2 separate regions of the Homo sapiens genome follow, and region 1 is linked to region 2. Evidence: chromatin loops called from intact Hi-C (ENCODE). Cell type or tissue: heart right ventricle. All regions are shown on one strand. Each heading gives the region's core, and the rest is flanking DNA. Links, peaks and the distances in the headings are about the cores only. Region 1 has its middle 33 kb from the start of FNBP1L. Region 2 overlaps CCDC18-AS1 (CCDC18 antisense RNA 1).

The links. A loop is a pair of places that touch in the nucleus more often than their neighbours do. Peaks named below come from ENCODE experiments on the same cell type or tissue, not always from the same donor. Only the 100,000 strongest peaks of a DNase experiment are listed, where the experiment ranks them.
Region 1: a loop joins it to region 2, with 2.7 times the contacts of the local background. A loop is called at or near these places in 9 of 110 quality-filtered maps.

Annotation. Positions count from the first base shown.
Region 1 is chr1:93,410,096-93,420,423 of GRCh38, forward strand. No RefSeq gene overlaps it. Among named protein-coding and RNA genes, the nearest start is that of FNBP1L, 33 kb to the right of the region's middle. In heart right ventricle, for the core only: no CTCF peak of the experiment used is centred there; no DNase peak of the experiment used is centred there; H3K4me3 peaks cover 607 bases; H3K27ac peaks cover 1,964 bases.
Region 2 is chr1:93,313,226-93,323,553 of GRCh38, forward strand. All of the region lies in intron 8 of CCDC18-AS1 (CCDC18 antisense RNA 1), which reads right to left. Among named protein-coding and RNA genes, the nearest start is that of CCDC18-AS1, 27 kb to the right of the region's middle. In heart right ventricle, for the core only: no CTCF peak of the experiment used is centred there; a DNase peak (open chromatin) is centred at 4,186.

The sequences.
Region 1 (10,328 bases), core at 1,250-9,249, 97 kb after region 2:
TGTACTCTGTATATAGAATTTTTTTTTATATCTTATAGTTTTAGTTATATATATATATAAACTACAATTTCAACTCTTAGCAACCCTAATATCTAAAGAAAGCCTAGGAAGTTAGTAATTTTAAGCTTACATACCAGTATTTGTAGGTGAAGCCCATTTCATAGTTTTTAGAAAGATACTCATCATTTTTTTGTTTATTAACAGATTGAAGTATATTTAGCCTTTCTATGCTATTATAAATGACTCACACATTTTATGATTATCTAATACTTAATGTAACATGACATGACTTTAAGCTTCTGAAAAAGATTTTAAAACTATGAAAATTTCATTTATAAACTTTTATTGCATTTTTATTTTATTTATTCATTCTTTTTTATTTTATTTTCATTTATTTTTTCCTTCAGATGAGATATTTATTCATTCTTATCAATTATGCTTGAACAGTTTCTTAAACAAAGCTAGCCATGAACTCAAGTTATTTGTTTGTTAATTGTTTTTACATCCTGTGAATGTTAGGCTACCTAGTATGTTAGCCACTACCTAAGCAAGAACCCTAAAGTTAAACACATGGGTATTCTGCTGTTTAGAAGACACTTCTGTTTTTATTAAAATAGCAATATTAAACTAGTCTTATTTACTAAAGATTTCCTAAGTTGTGTGAACTCAAAGGCATTTGAGTTTGTGTCTATTTTTCTGATAAAATATGTAAGTTCTTACTTTTACTTTAAGCCAATTAGAGCCCTTTCATATATTTTGATAGTAAAATTTCATGTACTCATGACATGTATAAGCATAAAAATATACAGACAGAATATACACAGACCATACACAGACAGAAGCAGATTTTATAACTTTATTAGGTTTTTCATTTGCCAATTCAAATAATTTCCCTTCCCCACTTTAGACTATCGAATCGTCAACAATTGTTAACTGGGTAACTTTAAATTTGCACTTACAAAGGACATGACTCTTAGGTGAAAATTTACATCCCAAAGGCACAGTATTTAGGTCTAAACACCATTATTTCATGAGACAAAGAAGGGCATAGGTAAAGGCCCAGTCAAGACAAGGTTGCCAGGAAAAGTGTCTTAAACAAGATAAGGTTTGTTAGGTAAACTCTAAGCCAAGCCTTCCCCATTGTAAAAATTTCTAGTGGTTTAAGAGCAGTGAGGGAGATGCCCTTACAAATGGAGATTTCTTGTATAGATGTAAATTTCTTTTACAAAGTGTTTGAAAATAGCCAGCTAAATGCCAGAAAGTCTTATTTTGGAGACAGTTACATAGGTATTTTCACTTTACCTTGTTTCTTAATTAGATTACTGACTTTAGGGTGCAGACTTTTAATGAATAGAGCAAAGAAAGCACTTGCAGTTTATTCTTCACATATTTAAGTATTAATACTTAAGTATGTGAAAGCAGGCACAACTGGAAGGCAGTGCATCTAGATCTTTAAAAATCAAGGACCCCATTTTTACATTGAACCTTGGATTCAAGGTTCAAGAAAGAGGGAAACATTCTAAGACCAGGCTGCATGATACTTCCACAGTGCACCACACTACAAAGACATTTCTCAAGGGTGGTAGGTGTCAGGTCCATGACTATGCCAATTGTCATGCCCAGGGCCAGGTTTCAGCCCATACTGAGGTCCGAGGGGAGTGGGTGGATGAGGAGATAGTTGAAAGACTATTCAGGGGGCCGTAGGCAGGTACAATGTAGTTTTATTCAGCAGCTTACTTACACTAGCTCTCTCACACTGTTCGCCTCATCTTGGCTGCTTAGTCCAGTGGCTCCCGCACACAGCTGCGTGGCCAGCTCTCCTGTCAGGGTCAGCAGCTTAACTCTTTCTCTCTCTGTGCATGAGTTGTCCAAGCTGTGTCCTGGCTCCCCCCTGTCCCTCCAGACAGCTGTGACTGTCTCTCTTTTTCTCTGGGTGCAAGTGTGCTTATATAGTGTCAGCAAGGCAATTATACCCCCTTATTTTTTTTTGAGACAGAATCTTGCTCCGTCACCAAGCTGGAGTGCAGTGGCGCAATCTTGGCTCATTGTAACCTCCACCTCCTGGATTCAAGCAGTTCTCCTGCCTTAGCCTCCTGAGTAGCTGGGACTACAGGTGCGCACCACCACGCCCTGCTAATTTTTGTATTTTTAATAGAGATGGGGTTTCACCATGTTGGCCAGGATGATTTCAATCTCTTGATCTTGTGATCTGTCCACCTCAGCCTCCCAAAGTGCTGGGATTACAGGCATGAGCCACCATGCCTGGCCACAGTTATACTTTTTACAGACAATAGTGGCATAGGGCCAAGGGATGGCCTTCCCATGTTATGGCTACATGGCTGCAATAACAAGTGGAGTTATATGCCTGTGCTACAAAGTCACGCAGCATGTAAGCATCTTACCTCAGCCCATCCTTGACCAAAGCACAGCCATGTTCCTTACAGTAGGCAACCCAACAGCAATCAGCCCGCTCTGTGATCTGCTCATCTCCATCAGGAGTCTTATCTCTTGATGGTAAGAGTTCAAGCCTGCCTTTTTATCTAAGACCTTTGCAGGAATAACCATTCACTGCAACTGCTGTCAGCCACTTCCAAAACTGTAGTTTTTGCCAGTGACTTACCAGCACACACAAAAGTCAAGTTCTCTCACATTACAAAGTAATCTCTGGTAGCCCAAAAGCCAAAGAGACCAGGCAATATTTTTAACAGCTTATAATTCTTTATCATTTAACAATTTAGTTTCCCCCATGCCAATATGAATAGCAATTTGTGAATTAACAGAATCTGATTTTGGAAAAAATTTTGAATCTAATAATTCTTTTTTCAGTTTTTTATTTTTTTTTGAGACAGGGTCTCACTCTGTCACCCAGGCTGGAGTGCAGTGGTATGATCGCAGCTCACTGCAGCCTTGACCTCCCTGGACTTAGGTGATCCTCTCACTTTAGCCTCCTGTGTAACTGGGACCACAGGTGTATCAATGAAAAGAATCAAACTCTATAAAATACTTGAAGAGATTTATTCTGAGCCAAATATAATTGACCATGGCCCATGACACAGCCATCAGGAGGTCCTGAGAACATATGCCCAAGGTGGTCGAATGCAGCTTGGTTTTATACATATTAGCGAGGCATGAGACATCAATCAAATACATTTGAGAAATACATTGGTTTGGTCCAGAAAGATGGGACAATTTGAATTTGGGGGAGGGGGTTGGGAAGAGGGGCCTTCTAGTCCAGAAATTTAAACATTTTCTGGTTGACTATTGGTTGAGTTTGTCTAATGACCTGGGATCAATAGAAAGAAAATGTTCAGGTTAAAATAAAAGATTGTGGAGACCAAGGTTCTTTTCAAGTTTCATAGTGGCTGCCCTCAGAGACAATAGATGACAAATGTTTCCTGTTCAGACCTTTAAAAGTTGCTAGACTCTCAGTTAATCACTTCAAGATTGGGAGGGCCTGGAAGAAAAAGATCTAGCTATGTTAATAGAGATTCTTTACAGATGCAAATTTCCCCCCACAGAAGACAGTTTTGCAGAGCCATTTCAAAATATGGCAAAGAAACATGCTTTGGGATAAAATATTTTGATTTTCTTCTTTGTCATGTAATTTTATGCCAGAGTCAAATTGGAAAGTAACTCACCATATATAGAGTTAAATAAAACCCATTTGATGAGAATTTACGGTTTGTAGGGTATGACTCCCCAGACCCTTTAGATATTTGGGCAAGATAAGAAAAAATAAGAGCTTTGTTCACAGGTGTATGCCACCATGTCTTGCTAATTTTTTGTATTTTTTTAGAAACTGGGTTTTGCTATGTTGCCCAGGCTGATCTCAAACTCATGGGCTCAAGGGATCCACCCACCTGGTCCTCCCAAAGTGCTAAGATTACAGGCGTGAGCCACCAGGCCCAGCTGACCCTAATAATTCTATATTATCTTCTAATTTGAAACACATTTCCTCCCTTTTGAGACAAGGAGGTATGGGTGGTGTGTAACCTACAATCCTTTTTGGAATGTCCAAGCTTTTTGTAGAAATTGCGAAGCAGGGGATTGAGTAAGTTTTGGAACTTATTAGGCCATTTAGAGGTTAGAAATTGGTTGAAAAAATGTTTTGGTTGTAAACTCATGACCTCCTTTGCTTTTCTTCTCTGTTTAATTTTCCTTCCTTTTCTTCCCTGGTTAGAGTATGGGACATTTGACACACAACATTAATTAGAACATGAGTTTGACAGGTAGTCCAACTGGGGCATTGTCTGTTTAATATAATTATCAACTCTCATCTGATTGTTTATAAAGTTTGAGTTAGGGAGTATCATTTTGGTGGTTAATATAACTTTCTTCTTTTAGGCCTGAATATTGTTTAAACACTCTTTCAACGGTCTCATAGTATGATATTACAGGTTCATTAAGATTTTGTTGGTATTGCTGTATTTTGTTCCACCCAACTATTATTTAGAGAACTAAGGGAATAGTATGTAGCAAAGCTTTGGCAGTATTGTAGGTCAATTCACAATCTGCTTCCAAAAATTTGTGGAAGTCTAAATCCTTTAGGTTCTAAAGGATTTCTCCAATTTACATTTGCTATCTAATATTTGGTTTAACTTTCTGACACTAACATTTGAGCCAGTTGATATGAATCAGAAAATCAGGATCATAAATTCAAATGTTTGGTTTTAATTTTCTAGCAAATTCAATAGGATCCTGAAGAGAATCAAGGAATCCTTTAATTATGCTTTTAAGTTTAACTTTTGACTATGGTTGATAAACCTAGGCAGGTTCTCCTCTGCTGAACACAGGGTGTTTCCAAAAACGGAGCCAAAACAGCAGAAGAAGGAGGAGGAGGAGAAAGGGGAGCTAAGTCCAGACAAGGAGGTTCTGACAAAAGAGAAAGAGGAACTGAAGGGCGAGGAGAAATTTTGGCAGTCTTTTTCCGTTCAGAAATTATTTTAGACAATTTTTTGTTTTTCTCTTGCAAAGAAATGACTTTATCAGAGCCTTTTTTAGAAGCTTCTAAGTACCATTGAAAATAGCTCTCCCTTTGGCCTGAAGTACAAAAATAAATAAATAAATAAGAAAAAAAACACAGGAAATAGCTTTCCCAGTGATTGTGTTTTTATTTTAGAGCCGGCTTTTTCTAACTGAGTGTGTCATTATCTTCTATTTATAGATGAGGAAACTGAGGCACTGAAAAGGTAAACAATCACTCACCCTTACTGAGCACCTATTATACACTAGGCACTGTCCAAAACACTTTACAAAAGAGGGAGATAAGCCTAGAGATGGAGAAGAAGCAAACTAGAAAAAATTAGAGAAAGACAGCATGATGGAACACATTGCGAGGCTGGCACAAGGTGCAGTGAAAAGAAGCATACAATAAAGAAAGGGAAGTAATAAAGAGAGGGAAGTAATGATTAGCGAGCAAACCACATGGAATGAGTATTGGATTTGGGTAGGAATTCAGTCCTGGTCCTGCCACTGACTCAGCTTATTTAGGCAGACTATTAGAAGTTAAGAACATGGCTTCTGGAGTCCAATTGCCCAGGTTTGAAATTTTCTACTTCAGCAGCTTTAAGAAGATACGTGGCCTCTTTGTGTCTCAATTTACTCAGCAGTAAAAAAGATAGTATTATCTCCCTCATAGGATTGCTGAGAAGATGAGAGTTAATGGGCATTTCTATTAACAGCAATTTAGCTTGTTACGGACTAACTCTCCTGCTGAGAACAACTAAAAACACTGTAAAATGTTTTTAGAAATACATGATTGAAGGTATTGAAGAGCTACCTAGGCAACAAAGAGATTAGAAGTCAAGATCCTAGAAGGAAAGAATGCACAGAAAGAGGTAAGATGTTTGGCAATTCTTTTTTCTCTTTTATTTTTACTTATTTATACATTTTTATTTTTTTACTTTCATCTTTCTTTCCTGGCACCAGTTATTAAGTATTGGCTAAGAGATTGAGACTGCTTGCAGTTGTATAGGACTAGGTGAAGAAAAACTGCACTTCAGGGCCTAACAAAAAGGAGAGATCCTAATAAATACTCCAGTTTTCCAGTTGTGATTCCCCAGAAGTCTACAACTTAGGGATGAAAATATACAAGCCATTATAAAAACTGACTCCTTGGTTCAAATCAGCTCAGTCCCTCCTTTTAGTAAGTTGACCTGACTCTACTGAAACTGTCTGAAAGGAGAAGAAAGAAAAGTCAATAAAGGGTATCTTTAGAAGTTCAATTCTATGGTTTACTTCTAGGTTACTATGATGGTCTCTTGGGACCTTGCTTCAATTGTAATCCCCATGTGTCAGGGGAGGGGCCTGGTGAGAGGTGATTTAATCATGGGGACGGACTTCTGCCTTGCTGTTCTCATGATAGTGAGTGCATTCTCATGAGATTTGACGGTTTAAAAGTGTGTAGCTTTCTTAGTGCACACTCTGTCTCCTACTGCCTTTTGAAGAAGGTACCTGCTTCTACTTTGCCTTCCACCATGATTGTATGTTTCCTGAGGCCTCCCCAGCCATGCAGAACTATGAGTCAATTAAACCTCTTTTCTTCATAAATTACCCAGTCTCAGGTAGCTCTTTATAGCAGCATGAAAACACACAAACACATCAACTTCAAACTATACTACAAGGCTGTAGTTACCAAAACAGCATGGTACTGATATTAAAATATAAAGTAGACCAATGGAAAAGAATAGAGAAGCCAGAAATGAAGCCAAATACTTACAGCCAACTGAATTTGGACAAAACATACAAAAATACAAATTAAGGAAAGAACACTCTATTCAATAAATGATGCTGGAAAAACTGGCAAGCCACATGTAGAAGAATGAAACTGGAACCCCATCTCACACCTTATACAAAAATCAATTCAAGATGGATTAAACACTTAAGTCTAAGACCTGAAACCATAAAAATTCTATAAGATAACATTGTCTGAGCAAAGAATTAATGACTAAGTCCCCCCAAAGCAAATGCAATAACCACCAAAAAGTAAATAAATGAGACCTAATTAAACAAAAAAGCTCCTGCACAGCAAAAGAAATAATCAGCAGAGTAAACAGTCACCCCATAGAGTGGGAGAAAATTTTTGCAAACTATACATCTGACAAAAGACCAGTATCCAGAATCTATAAGGAACTCAAACAAATTAGTAATTAAAAAATAAATAATCCCATCAAAAAGTTGGCAAAGTACATGAATAAAAGTGGCCAAAAGTGGGCGAAGAACATTTCCCAAAAGAAAATATACAAACAGCCAACAAACATGAAAAAGTGTTCAATATCATTAGTTATCAGAGAAATGCAAATTAAAACCAGAATGAGATATCACCTTACTCCTGCAAGAATAGCCATAACCAAAAAGTCAAAAAATAATAGATGTTAGCGTTAATGAGGTGAAAAGAAACACTTTTACACTGCTGGTGGGAATGTAAATTAGTACAACTGCTATGGGAAACAATTTGGAGGTTCCTTAAAGAACAAAAAGTAGAACTACCATTTGATCCAGCAATACCACTACTGGGTATCTTCCCAAAGGGAATTAAATCATTATATGAAAAAGACACATACACGTGCATGTTTGTAGCAGCATAATTCGCAATTGAAAAGACATGGAACCAAACTTAGTGCCCACCAACCAACAAGTGATATACAGAAAATGTGGTATATATACATGATGGAATACTATTCAGGCATAAAAAGGAACAAAATGTCTTTTGCAGCAACTTGGATGGAGCCAGAGACCATTATCCTAAGTGAAGTAACTCAGGAATGGAAAATCAACTATCGTACGTTCTCACTTATAAGTGGGAGGTAAGCTATGAGGATGCAAAGGCATAAGAATGACATGCTGGACTTTGGGGACTTACGGGGGAAGACTGAGAGGGGGATGAGCAGTAAAAGACTACATCTTGGGTACAGTGTACACTGTTCAGGCGATGGGTGCACTAAAACCTCAGAAACCACCTCTAGTCAAATTATCCCTGTAACCAAAAACCACCTGTACCCCCAAAACTATTGAAATAACAAACAAAAACTGATGAAAATTCTAAAGCTACAATTCCATAATTTAAAATCTTCCACCAGGGCACTCTAAGCCAAGAGAATACTTTCACAAACTGACTCTGACCTACTCTGTATAGGATGGGAGGAGTTACCTTTTTTTCCTCCAGAATGATAAAAGGATTGGATATCTTGGGCAGTTCTAAAGTGTGGGTCCAGGAAAACAACCACCAACTCAGGAATTAATATAAGTTTTAAAAGACTTCTTCTGGCCCTGTGCGGTGGCTCATGCCTGTAATCCCAGCACTTTGGGAGGCTGAGGTGGGCGGATCACGAGGTCAGGAGAGCGAGACCATCCTGGCTAACACGGTGAAACCCTGTCTCTACTTAAAATACAAAAAATTAGCCGGGCGTGGTGGCAGGCGCCTGTAGTCCCAGCTACTTGGGAGGCTGAGGCAGGAGAATGGCGTGAACCCGGGAGGCGGAGCTTGCAGTGAGCAGAGACTGCACTCCAGCCTGGGCGACAGAGCGAGACTCCGTCTCGAAAAAAAAAAAAAAGTCTTCTTCTTCTTTGTCTTTAAAGTTATTCCATAGATATAACAAAAAGATCTGCTTCAAAAGCTTCAGAAACAGAAATGTTTTGACTACATGTTTGCTTTATATATTCCAGTTCCCCCTTTCCATTAGATGTGTATTTTAATAGGTAGATAATAAAGATGAGTAATCTTCTGGCATTTTCATGCTCAGGTTTCCATTCTGATTTTATGCATTTACCTTTTCTTTGTTACCTTAGAATCTTTCCTTATATCAGGTCCCTCAGGTTTTTACTCCAAGTTAGCCAGCCTTAGAGGGAGAGTTTTTACATTTATTCTGTCTCTACCTGACTGGAATTGTGGGCTTGGATTAAGACAAAAGAGAAAAAGAAAGAATTGGCAGGGACTTTTGCTTCAGGCCATGATGAGGTAACAGACTGGATTCGCATTTTCATCTTTATTCTTTATTTTTAAGAAAACAACTTTATTGAGGTTTTTTTTTTACTGATCATGAAGTTTCTCCTTTTCAGGTGTATAATTCAGTGATTTTTGGTAGCTTTTCCAAGCGGTGTAACCATTACCCTGTCAGTTTTAGCACACTTTTATGCTCCCAGTAAGATCTCTTGTGCCCATTTCCTGTTAATCTGTTTCTATCCCACTGGGCGACACTACTGTATCTTCTCTCTCTATGGATTTGCCTATTTTGGACATTTTATTTAAATGGAATCATACACAATATGTGGTCTCTTGTTTCTGGTTTCTTTCATGCAGCACAATGTTTTTGAGATTCATTGTGACATACCATGTGTCAGTAGTTTGCTCCTTTTTATTGTTGAAGAGTATTTCATTGTATGGATAGACCATGACACTGTTCACTTCTGCTCCTCTTTCATTGGCTAGAACACAAGTCACATGGCCAAAACCAACTGCAAAGGAAGCTGATAAATGGAGTCTATGTGCCCACAAGAATGGAGCCTATTGTGCTAAGTACAAATATCACGAATGTGGTTGTGTGTAGAAACTGCAGAGTCTGTGCTGGGCACAGTGGCTCCTGCCTGTAATCTCAGCACTTTGGGAGGGCGATGCAGGCAGATCACTTGAGGTCAGGAGCTTGAGACCAGCCTGACCAACATGGTGAAATCCTGTCTCTACTAAAAATTCAAAAAATTAGCCAGGCATGGTGACATGCACCTGTAGTCCCAGCTACTCGGGATGCTGAGGCAGGAGAATCACTTGAACCCCAGAGGCAGAGGTTGCAGTGAGCTGAGATTGTGCCACTGCACTCTAGCCTGGACAGCAGAGCAAGACTTTTGTCTCAAAAAAAAAAAAAAAAGAAAGAAAGAAAAGAAAAAGAGGCCAGGCAAAATGGCTCACGCCTGTAATCCCAGCACTTTGGGAGGCCGAGGTGGGTGAATCATGAGGTCAGGGGTTCAAGACCAGCCTAGCCAACATGGTGAAACCCTGTCTCTACTAAAAATACAAAAAATTAACTAGGCGTAGTGGTGGGCACCCGTAATCCCAGCTACTCAGGAGGCTGAGGCAGGGAGGTGGAGGTGAACCTGGGAGGTGGAGGTGAACCTGGGAGGTGGAGGTTGCAGTAAGCTGAGATTGTGCCATTGCACTCCAGCCTGGGCAACAGAGTGAGACTCCATCTCAAAAAAAAAAAAAAAAAAAAAGAAAAGAAAAAGAAACTGCAGAGTCTGTGTTTTTGAGTTGCCTTGATGAGCAATGGAGCACACTCACATTTTAAACAAATCAAAAACTGAATAAAATATATAGAAAGGAGGTATATTATTTTTCT
Region 2 (10,328 bases), core at 669-8,668:
AGGCATGAGCCACTGCTCTCAGCCTTCAAGTATTTATTCTGACCACAATGGAATAAAACTAGAAACCAATAACAAGAGGAACCTTGGAAATACACAAACACATGGAAATTAAACAACATATTCCTGAACAAACAATGAGTCAATGAAGAAATTAAGAAAGAAATTTAAAAATTTCTTGAAGCAATGAAAATGGAAATTCAACATATTAAAATCTATGGGATACACCAAAAGCAGTACAAAGAGATAAATTTATAGCAACAAACAAATATATGAGAAAAATAGAAAGACTTCAAATAAACAACCTAACTATGCTCCTCAGAGGACTAGAAAAGCAAGAACAAACCAAGCCCAAAATTAGTAGAAGGAAAGAAATAATAAAGATTGGAGAATAAATAAATGAAATTAAGACTAAAAAATACAGAAGATCAATGAAATGAAATTTTTTTTTTTTAAAGATAAGGCCTGGGGCGGTGGCTCACGCCTGTAATCCCAGCACTTTGGGAGGCTGAGGCGGGCAGATCAGGAAGCCAGGAGTCCAAGACGGTCTGGCCAACATAGTGAAACCCCGTCTCTACTAAAAATACAAAAAATTAGCCAGGTGTGGTGGTGTGCACCTGTAATCCCAGCTCCTCAGGAAGCTGAGGCAGGAGAATTGTGTGAACCTGGGAGGCAGAAGTTGCAGTGAGCCTCGCGCCATTGCACTCCAGCCTGGGCAACAGTGTGAGACTCTGTCTCAAAAAAAAAAAAAGGATAAAATTGACAAACCTTTAGCTAGACTAACAAAAAAAGAGAAAAGACTCAAATAAATAAATTCACAAATGAAAAAGGAGACATAAGAACTGAGACCACAGAAGTACACTCATTAGAGACTATTATGAACAACTATATGCTAACAAATTGGAAAATTTAGACAAAATGGGATAAATTCTTGGATACAATCTACCAGGATTGTACCATGAAGAAACAGAAGACTTTAATAGACCAATAACAAGTAATGAGATTAAAGCAGTAATAAAGTCTCCCAGCGAAGAAAAGCCCAACAGCTGAGGGATTCACTGCTGAATTCCACCAAACAGTTAAACAAATACCAGTTCTACTCAAAGTATTTTTAAACACTGAGGAAATACTTTCTTTTTTTCTTTTCTTTTCTTTTTTTTTTTTTAGATGGAATCTCACTCTGTCACTTAGGCTGGAGTGCAGTGGCACAATCTCAGCTCACTGCAAGCTCCAAAGAGGAGGAAATACTTTCAAACTCATTCTACAAGACCAGCATTACACTGATACCAAAACTAGACAAAGACATAACAAAAAAAGGAAACAACAGGCCAATATCCCTGACCAACACAGATGCAAAAGTCCTCAACAAACTATCATAGTATTATAGTAAACTGAATTCCACAACACATTAAGAAGATAATTCATCATGATCAACTCGTATTTATTCCAGGGATGCAATGATGGTTCAACATATCCAAATCCATAAACGTGATAAAACACATGAAAAGAACCAAGAACAAAAACCATACGATTGATTGAGTGGTTGAGACAGGGTCTTACTCTGTTGCCCAGGCTGAAGTGCAGTGGTGTGATCATAGCTCACCATAACCTCAAACTCTTGGGCTCAAGTGATCCTCCTGCCTTAGCCTCCTGAATAGCTAGGATTACAGGTGTAAATCACCACCCCTAGCTATTTTAAACATTTTTTGTAGAGATGGAGTCTCACTATGTTTCCCAGGCTGATCTCGAACTCCTGGCCTCAAGCAATCCTCCTGCCTCAGCCTCCCAAAATGCTGGGATTACAAGCGTTAGCAACCACACCCAACCTCTGATCATTTCAATAGATGCCAAAAAAAGCATTCAATAAAATTCAACATTGCTTCATGATTAAAAACCCTCAATAACTTGAGTATAGGAAGAACATACCTTGGCCGGGAACGGTGGCTCATGCCTGTAAACCCAGTACGTCGGGAAGCTGAGGTAGGTGAATCACCTGAGGTCAGGACTTCAAGACCAGCCCGGCCAACATGGCGAAACCGCATCTCTACTAAAAATACAAAAATTAGCCAGGCATGGTGGTGTGCATCTGTAATCCTAGCTACTTGGGAGGCTGAGGCAAGAGAATCTCTTGAAACTGGGAGGCAGAGGTTGCAGTGAGCCGAGATCACGCCACTACACTCCAGCCTGGGCAACAGAGCAAGACCCTATCTCAGAAAAAAAAAACAAAACCTACCTCAAAATAATTAAGGCCATATGTGACAAACCCACAGCTAACACTGTATTGAACAAGCAAAAATTGAATGCCTTTCCTCTAAGAATTGGAGGAAAAACAAGGATGGCCACTTTTACCATTTTCATTCAGTATCATCCTAGAAGTCCTGGCTAGAGCAATTAGATAAGAGGAAGAAAGGACATTCAAATTGGAAAAGAAGTCAAATTAGCCTTGTTCATAGATGACATGCTTTTATACTTAGAAAACTCTAAAGAAAGACTTCACCAAAAAAACTCTTAGAACTGATCAACAAAATCAGTAAAGTAGCAGGATACAAAATCAACATACAAAAATCAGTAGCATTTAAAATATGCCAGGAGCAAAAAAATCTGAAAAAGAAATCAAGAAAGCAATCCCATTTACAATAGCTACAAAGAACATAAAATACCTAGGAAACAGTTTAACCAAAGAAGGGAAAGATCAACACAAGGAAAAGTTATAAAACACTGATGAAAGAAATTAAAGAGGACACAAAAAATGGAAAGATATTCCTTGCTCATTGATTGGAAGAGTTAATGTTGTTAAAATGACAATACTACCCAAAGCAATGTACAGATTCAATGTAATCTCTACCAAAATATCATTAACATTCTTCACAGAAATAGAAAAAAAAATCCTAAAATTCATATGGAACCAAAAAAGAGCCTGAATAGCCAAAGCAATCCTGAGCAAAAAGAACAAAACTGGAGGCATCACACTACCTGACTACAAAATATACTACAAAGTTATAGTGACCAAAACAGCATAGTACTAACATAAAAACAGACACATAGACCAATGGAACAGAATAGAGAGCCAAGGGCTGGGCACAGTGGCTCACACCTGTAATCCCAGCAATTTGGGAGGCTGAGGCTGGTGGATCACTTGAGGTCAGGAGTTTGAGATCAGCCTGGCCAACATGGTGAAACCCTGTCTCTACTAAAAATACAAAAAATTAGCTGGGCATGGTTGCCCACACCTGTAGTCCTAGCTACTCAAGAGGCTGAGGTGGGAGAATAGCTGGAACCCGGCAGGTGGAGGTTGCAGTGAGCCGAGATCGCACCACTGCATCCCAGCCTGGGAGACAGAGCGAGACTCCATCTCAAAAAAAAAAAAAAAAAAAAAAAAAAAAGAGCCAAAATATAAATCCACACATTTACAGCCAAACTTCTTCCACAAAGGCACCAAGAACATACAATGGGGAAAGGACAGTCTCTAATAAATGGTGCTGGGAAAACTTGATAACCATATGCAGAAGAATGAAACTAGACCCCTATCTCTTACCATATACAAAAATAAAATCAAAATGGATTAAATACTTAAATGTAAAACCTGAAACTGTGAAACTACGAAAATAAAACATTGAGGAAATGCTCCAAGATATTGGTCTGGGAAGATTTTTGTGGCCTCAAAAGCATAGGGAACCAAAGCAAAGTTGTCAACTGAGATTACATCAAGCTAAAAAGCTTCTGCACAGCAAAGGAGACAAATAATAATGTGAAGTGATCGCCCACGGAATGGGAAAAAAGATTTGCAAACTACCCATAATAAATAATTGTTAATTCTTTATTAATTTATTTAACCCTAACTGATTTTCCTGGCTATTAGGAAACTCAGAGCTTAATTTGTGGTTCATCTTTAAAAACTGAGCATGCTTTTGTGGTTGTGCTTATTATATATATTAACCTTATACATCTCTACTCCCAACAAAGCCAGCTTTATCTTATTTTATTCTGGTATTTTCTCTGCTAACCCATTAAATTATGGCCCCTTAGTGAACCACATCTCACAGTGTTCCCACATTTGTATGGTGCTTTTCCTTAAATATGGGCTAGGCCTGTGACTTGCTTCAACAAGTGGCATGTAGCAAAAGTGACACAGTGCCAATTCCAGGCCTCAACTTTAAGGAAGCCTGGCAGCTTCCGTTTTTGTGCTATTTGAAGCTCCGAGCCACATGTAGGAAGTTTGGCTACTCTGCTGCAGAGACCACATGGAAAGTGCTACATATGGAGGTCATGTAAAGAGGAAGAAGCCCTGAAACTACATGGAGAAAGAGAGAAACTCAGTTCAGCCTCCCAGTGTTCCAGCTGAGCCCAGCCTAGATTGTGGAATCATGAGCAAACTAATGAGTTAACCAATTAGGTAAAGAAGAAATAACCAAATGGTCCCATTCCAGAATGCCCACCCAAGCCCTTCCTCTTTCTTTAGGATGCTGTTTCTGAAAGTCTGGCCTGAAGACCACCTGTATCAGAATGACCTGGGGTGTTTATTTGAAAGAAAAATTGTCAATCCAACCCCAGAATTTCTTGGGCAAGGCAGGATAATCAGTATCTTTAACAAAACTTTTCCAATTGATTCATAAGGAAAATAAAGTTTAAGAACCTGGTTAAGGGCTTTCTCCTGACTGTTCTCCACACTAATCTAAGCCTACCCTTCTTTTTGACAGTCTATTACTCTATTTTCAGAAGTTTGATCCTGCTGTTCCTCAAATGCTGGACCAAAATTCTAGATCAAGGAATTTCTCATGCTATTTTCCTCTCACCTATCCAGCTCTGTTCTACTTGGTTCATTCACTCTGTATCCACCTTGTCTTCAGGAGCTCTGATTTTGAGGTGCTTCTCATGTCTCAGCTAAAGAAACTCAGGCCTAAAAAAACTGAAATCCCTGACTGTGCAGATTAGTTCTGGTTCTTACCTTATTTTTCAGGCCAGCCACATCAGCTGTCCTCATCCTTAAAGTATCATGATGAGAACTTCTGAAACCGAATACAGTTAAATATAAGGACAGAAAAATATCTGATGGTTTTGTCAATTAGATATTGGTAAACTCAGTGAGATCAATTTAGGGGTGCGTTAAAGGAAAAAGATTTTGCAGTAGGTTTAAGAAAGTTTTTAACAAGGTAGAAAAGACTGAGCATGCTTGCAGGTGGAGGAAAAAGAACCAGGAAGGAAGGAAAAGTTGGTAATAAAATAATGTGTGGTTGAGAAGGTAGCATGAACCAGAAGGGATGAGAATTGATTATAAAATAAGGTCCCAGACAAAGAGGGAAGGTGTTTTCAGTTTTCTATTGCTATATAATAAATTATCCCAAATTTACCCATTTTATTATATATCATGATTTGAGGGGCCAGAGATTTCGGCAGGGCTCAGCTGGGCAATTTCTCTGCCCCACGATATCCTATGTGGTTACTTGCCAGGTTTGCTGGTAGATGGGTTAGTCTCAAAATTCCAAGATTGCTTCATTCACATGTCTGATATCTTGGCAGGAGTGACTGGAAGGTTGGGCTCAGCTAAGAATGTCAATAAGAGCACCTACAGATGGTCTTTCCAGGGTACTCTTAGGGTGACTGGCCTTCTTACATGATGGTTCAAGCTTTCAGAGAGGATATTCCAAATATCCTGGGCAGAAACTATTGGTATAAGTCTTCTTATTACCTCATCTCTCGGATCCCAGAATGTCACTTCTGATTAATTCCGTTGGTCAAGTCACTGACTGGCCTTACTGACTCAGCCCAGATTCAAGGGAAAGGGAATTACACCCCACCTCTTGGTAGAAGTGTCAAAGAATTTACAGTCATTTTTAATCTGCTATAGAAGAGGTGAATTGGATAAGATCAGAGAATATAATAAAAGATTTGCCTTGGACATGAAGACAGAATACTGCTAAATGTTGGAGTATGCAGAACTCTGGTCCTCGGCTCCTCTCTTTCTATCCAAGTGTAGGGAATGCTATGCATTTACAAATTCGTAAACTTTCTTAAAACATTATGAGATATTGTGTGTGTGTGTGTGTGTGTGTGTGTGTGTGTGTGTGTGTGTGTGTGTGTGTGTTCTATCCCAGAGTAGGGAATGCTATACATTTATAAATTCGTAAACGTTCTTAAAACATTATGAGATATTTTGTGTGTGTGTGTGTGTGTGTGTGTGTGTGTGTGTAGCTCATCAGCTATTGTTAGTGTTAGTGTATTTTACGTGTGGCCCAAGACAATTCTTCTTCCAACATGGCCCAGGGAAGCCAAAAGATTGGATACCCCTTCTATATTGTCTCCCTAGGTGATCTCGTCTAGACTCATTGCTTCAAAGAACTTTATATACTGATACCTTTCAAGTGTATATCTCTAGACCCAAGCTCCTTGCCTGAGCTCCAGAACTTGTATATCCAACTATCTACTCAGCATATAACTTGGATGTCTAATAAGCATCTCAAATTTAACATGGCCAAAACCAAGCTATCGGATTTCTATCACACCCCAAGTCTGCTTCCCCTGAGCCTTTCCGGTCCTAGTAAATTACACAATTATACACTCAGTTGCTCAGGACAAATACCTAGGAGCCCTATTTGTCTCTTCTCTTTTCCTCACACAGCACATTCAATCCATCAGTATCTACTTCCAATTCATCAATAGGTTCCATTAGCTCCAACTTCCAAAATATATTCTGAACCTAACCACTTCTTTCCATCTCTACTCTTCCAATCTAGGTCAATGCCATCATCACTTCTCACTGGTCTCTGTGGCTGCACTCTTGATTCCTCATTGTCCTTCCTCTATCCACATAGCAGCCAGAGTCATATTTCTAAAGCGTAAACCAGAGAATATAATTTCCTTGCTTAAAATTATCTAAAGACTTCCCATTGCATCAGAATAATCAACAAACTTCTCATCAGAGTCTATGAGGCTCTCCAAATCTTGCCCCATCTGTGTCTCTGACCTCATCTCTCTCCACTCTTCTCCTTGTTCATTGAGCTCTAACCACTCTGATACTCTGTCCCATGAACACACCAAGTTTGTTCATGCTTCAGGCCATCCCACCTCTTGCTCATTCTGCTTGGAGAGCCCCCCGGATCTCTTTTTATCACTTGGGTAATAAAAAGATTCCTTGTTTTTATCACTTGGGTCAGTGGTCCCCAACCTTTTTGGCATGAGGGAACAGCTTCATGGAAGACAATTTTTTCCATGGACTAGGGTTATGGGGGATGGTTTTGGGATGATTCAAACACATTACATTTATTGTGCACTTTATGTATATTATTATTGCATTGTAATATATAATGAAATAATTATACAACCCACCATAATGTAGAATCAGTGGAAACCCTGAACCTGTTGCAACTAGAAAGTCCCATCTGGGAGTGATGGTAGACAGTGACAGATCATCAGGCATTAGATTCTCGTAAGGATCATGCAACCTAGATCCCTTAAATGCACATTTCACAACAGGGTTTGCCCTCCTATGAGAATCTAACGCCTCTGCTGATCTGATAGGATGCAGAGCTCAGGCAGTAATGCGAGTAATGCGAGTGGTGGGGAATGGCTATAAATACAGATAAAACTTCGCATTCACATGCTGCTCACCTCCTGCTGTGCAGGCCGGTTGCTAACAGGCCACAGACTTGTATGGGTCTGTGGCCTGGGGGTTGAGGACCCCTGATTTAGGTGATACAAAGTGACTCAGATGTCACTTTCTCAGCCCTTTCCTGACTATCACAGCTAATGTAGTATCCCATCTCCCTGAGTCACTTTTCTCACAATACCCTATTATAGCTTCATAATGTTGATCAGCACCTGAAGTTCTAATTCATTTTTTTCTGTATGTTTATTGGCTGTCATCCCTCATTAGAACGTCAACTCCTGGGGGGCACAATTGCTGTCTGTCTTATTTACAGCTCATTCTCCAGTACCTTGAACATCACAGACAACAAAATCAACACACAATAGATGTTTATTTAAATTGGCTATTTCTTTCTTCTGGAAGGAGGTTAAAGGAAGGTGGGAAAGGCAGGGCGTGGTGGCTCACGCCTGTAATCCCAGCACTTTGGGAGGCCAAGGCAGAAGGATCACTTCAGGTCAGGAGTTCCAAACCAGCCTGGCCAACATGGTCAAACTCCATCTCTACTAAAAATACAAAAATTAGCCAGGCGTGGTGGCATACACCTGTAATCCCAGCTACTCAGGAGGCTGAGGCAGGAGAATTGCTTGAACCCGGGAGGCGGAGGTTGCAGTGAGCTGAGATCGCACCACTGCACTCCAACCTGGGCGTTAGAGCGAGACATCGTCTAAAAAAAAAAAAAGGGTGGGAAAAAGAAGGAAGACCCCCTTTTCTCTGTGATTTGGGACATAAAGTGGCTGATAATGAGAAACAGTGGGACAGGGTTTTAAGAAGGGTAATGAATTATTCTTGACTCTTCCTTCAAAAGTTGTATTTGTAAAAAACCAGTAGTTGAGAGTTTTGTTGTTTCAATTCTAATTATCATTTCTTAAAAAGTAATTTTATGGAAGAAACAATTTGAATTTTTACCCCTTTAGGTAGCATTGGCTTTCAAAAACACCAATCTCATGTCTTTTACATTCTTGGCCTGGAATTGAATTATGTGAATCTACTGGTTTTGTTTTCCACCCTCTTTATAAGATCTGCTATATCTGGTCCTGATAACACAAGGTCAAGGTCCAGGAAAGAACAAATGTCAATGCTTTCTTTCCTCATGGCCCTTCATTATAGCCTTAGTGAGTCCTTTCACGCATCCATGTCCACACATCTCTGTTTCTCATCAATACAGCCTGTGTGTTTTGAAAGCATGCAATTTATGCCTTTATATCCCTGCTTCTCTTTTTCCTATCAGCAAAATCTATGTGTTTTTTAGGAATTAAATAAGTATATTTTTCTTATATGTATTGGTCATTTTCTATATTTGAACAGTAAGTTCTACTCAACGTATATCTGTGCTGCAAAATTAATTTTCGTACTCAAATTTTGAATGGTGTTTCTTAAAATGACTTTTTTAACACTTTCTAATGAGGTGGTTTTTATTGGCTGACATATACCATTCCTCTAGAATGTTGCTGTGAACTAGATGTGAATTTATGAAGGTGATGAAAATAGCAATTAAGCTAAGAACTACTTCTGGCAGGTAAGAGCATGGTTAATTATTTTCCTTAAAGAAATGCACAAATATATTAGGTTGGTGCAAAAGTAATGGCATTGAAAGCAATGGCAAAAACCGCAATTACTTTCGCATTAGCCAAATACATAGCCAAACAACTTTTGGAAGCCAGACTAACCTGCTGGACATGCTGAACCAGTTTTAGTCTATTCCAAAAGTGGAAAGCGACATGTATGATTCATTCCTGAGACATTTCAAAGAGCCAAATATGTTTATACATGATATAGCATGTCAATATCTTCATGAAAGCTTTTGACTTGCCTTTTTACAAAAGTCTATATGCTGTTTACAAGTGTGGCTTAAGAACCAGAATGGACATGGACATGCATTGGTAACTGGTCAGCAACCAGGTAAATTCCTGTAGCGTCTTTGCTCCTAGCCTACAAATGGGCTTTTTAAGAATAAGCCTCTCACCAAGAACCCACCAAGAGCATTAAGAAATGAAAACATTGCTCAGACCTCTTTTAGCCTGCTCCCGATCTGGAATCTTGATTAGAGAACTTATTTTTAGAGTTTTCCGCATTTGTTCAACTACATGTGTAGGAGGAAAGAACACAGTATCAGTCCGAATGTGTGTCTGTGACTGTTCTCTCGCAAACTGGGGGCTGGAAGTTTAGGGAAACTGTTTTCTCGGATCCAAGCAGAATCTGGATGTAAACCATTTCTAGACTAATATCGGTTTAATTAATTCTTGTGAATCTCCAAAGATTCTACAGCTTGTTTTGGGATACAGCAATTGTTACACCAACCCACCCAATGTAACCTTTATTTTCTGAGGCCACACTTGGGGATTTTGGGTACATGGATAACAAGTTCCCACCCTGTCCTTTCTTTATAAGGACAACCAACGTGTGAGGTTTCTCCCATTTTCATGGGTCCCGAGTGGCCTCCCAGCCCTGGGAGCTTTCTCACCCTTCTGCCAAGGCTCCAGCCAGGACTCTGCACTAGTTCTCCCCCTGCTCCTGCTGGGGCTCTACTCAAAGTTGATAGGGGTGGGGTAGGGAGAGGGATTCCTACCTCCTTCCTTCTGGTGCTTGTAACAGCTCTCTGAGCTGAAAGCTGGCCCTTAGGCTAACTCAATTTAATCCTCCAAGAGGCAGTCTTTTTCTTTAAGCTTTTCTTCAGTTCTTTATTAAAGAC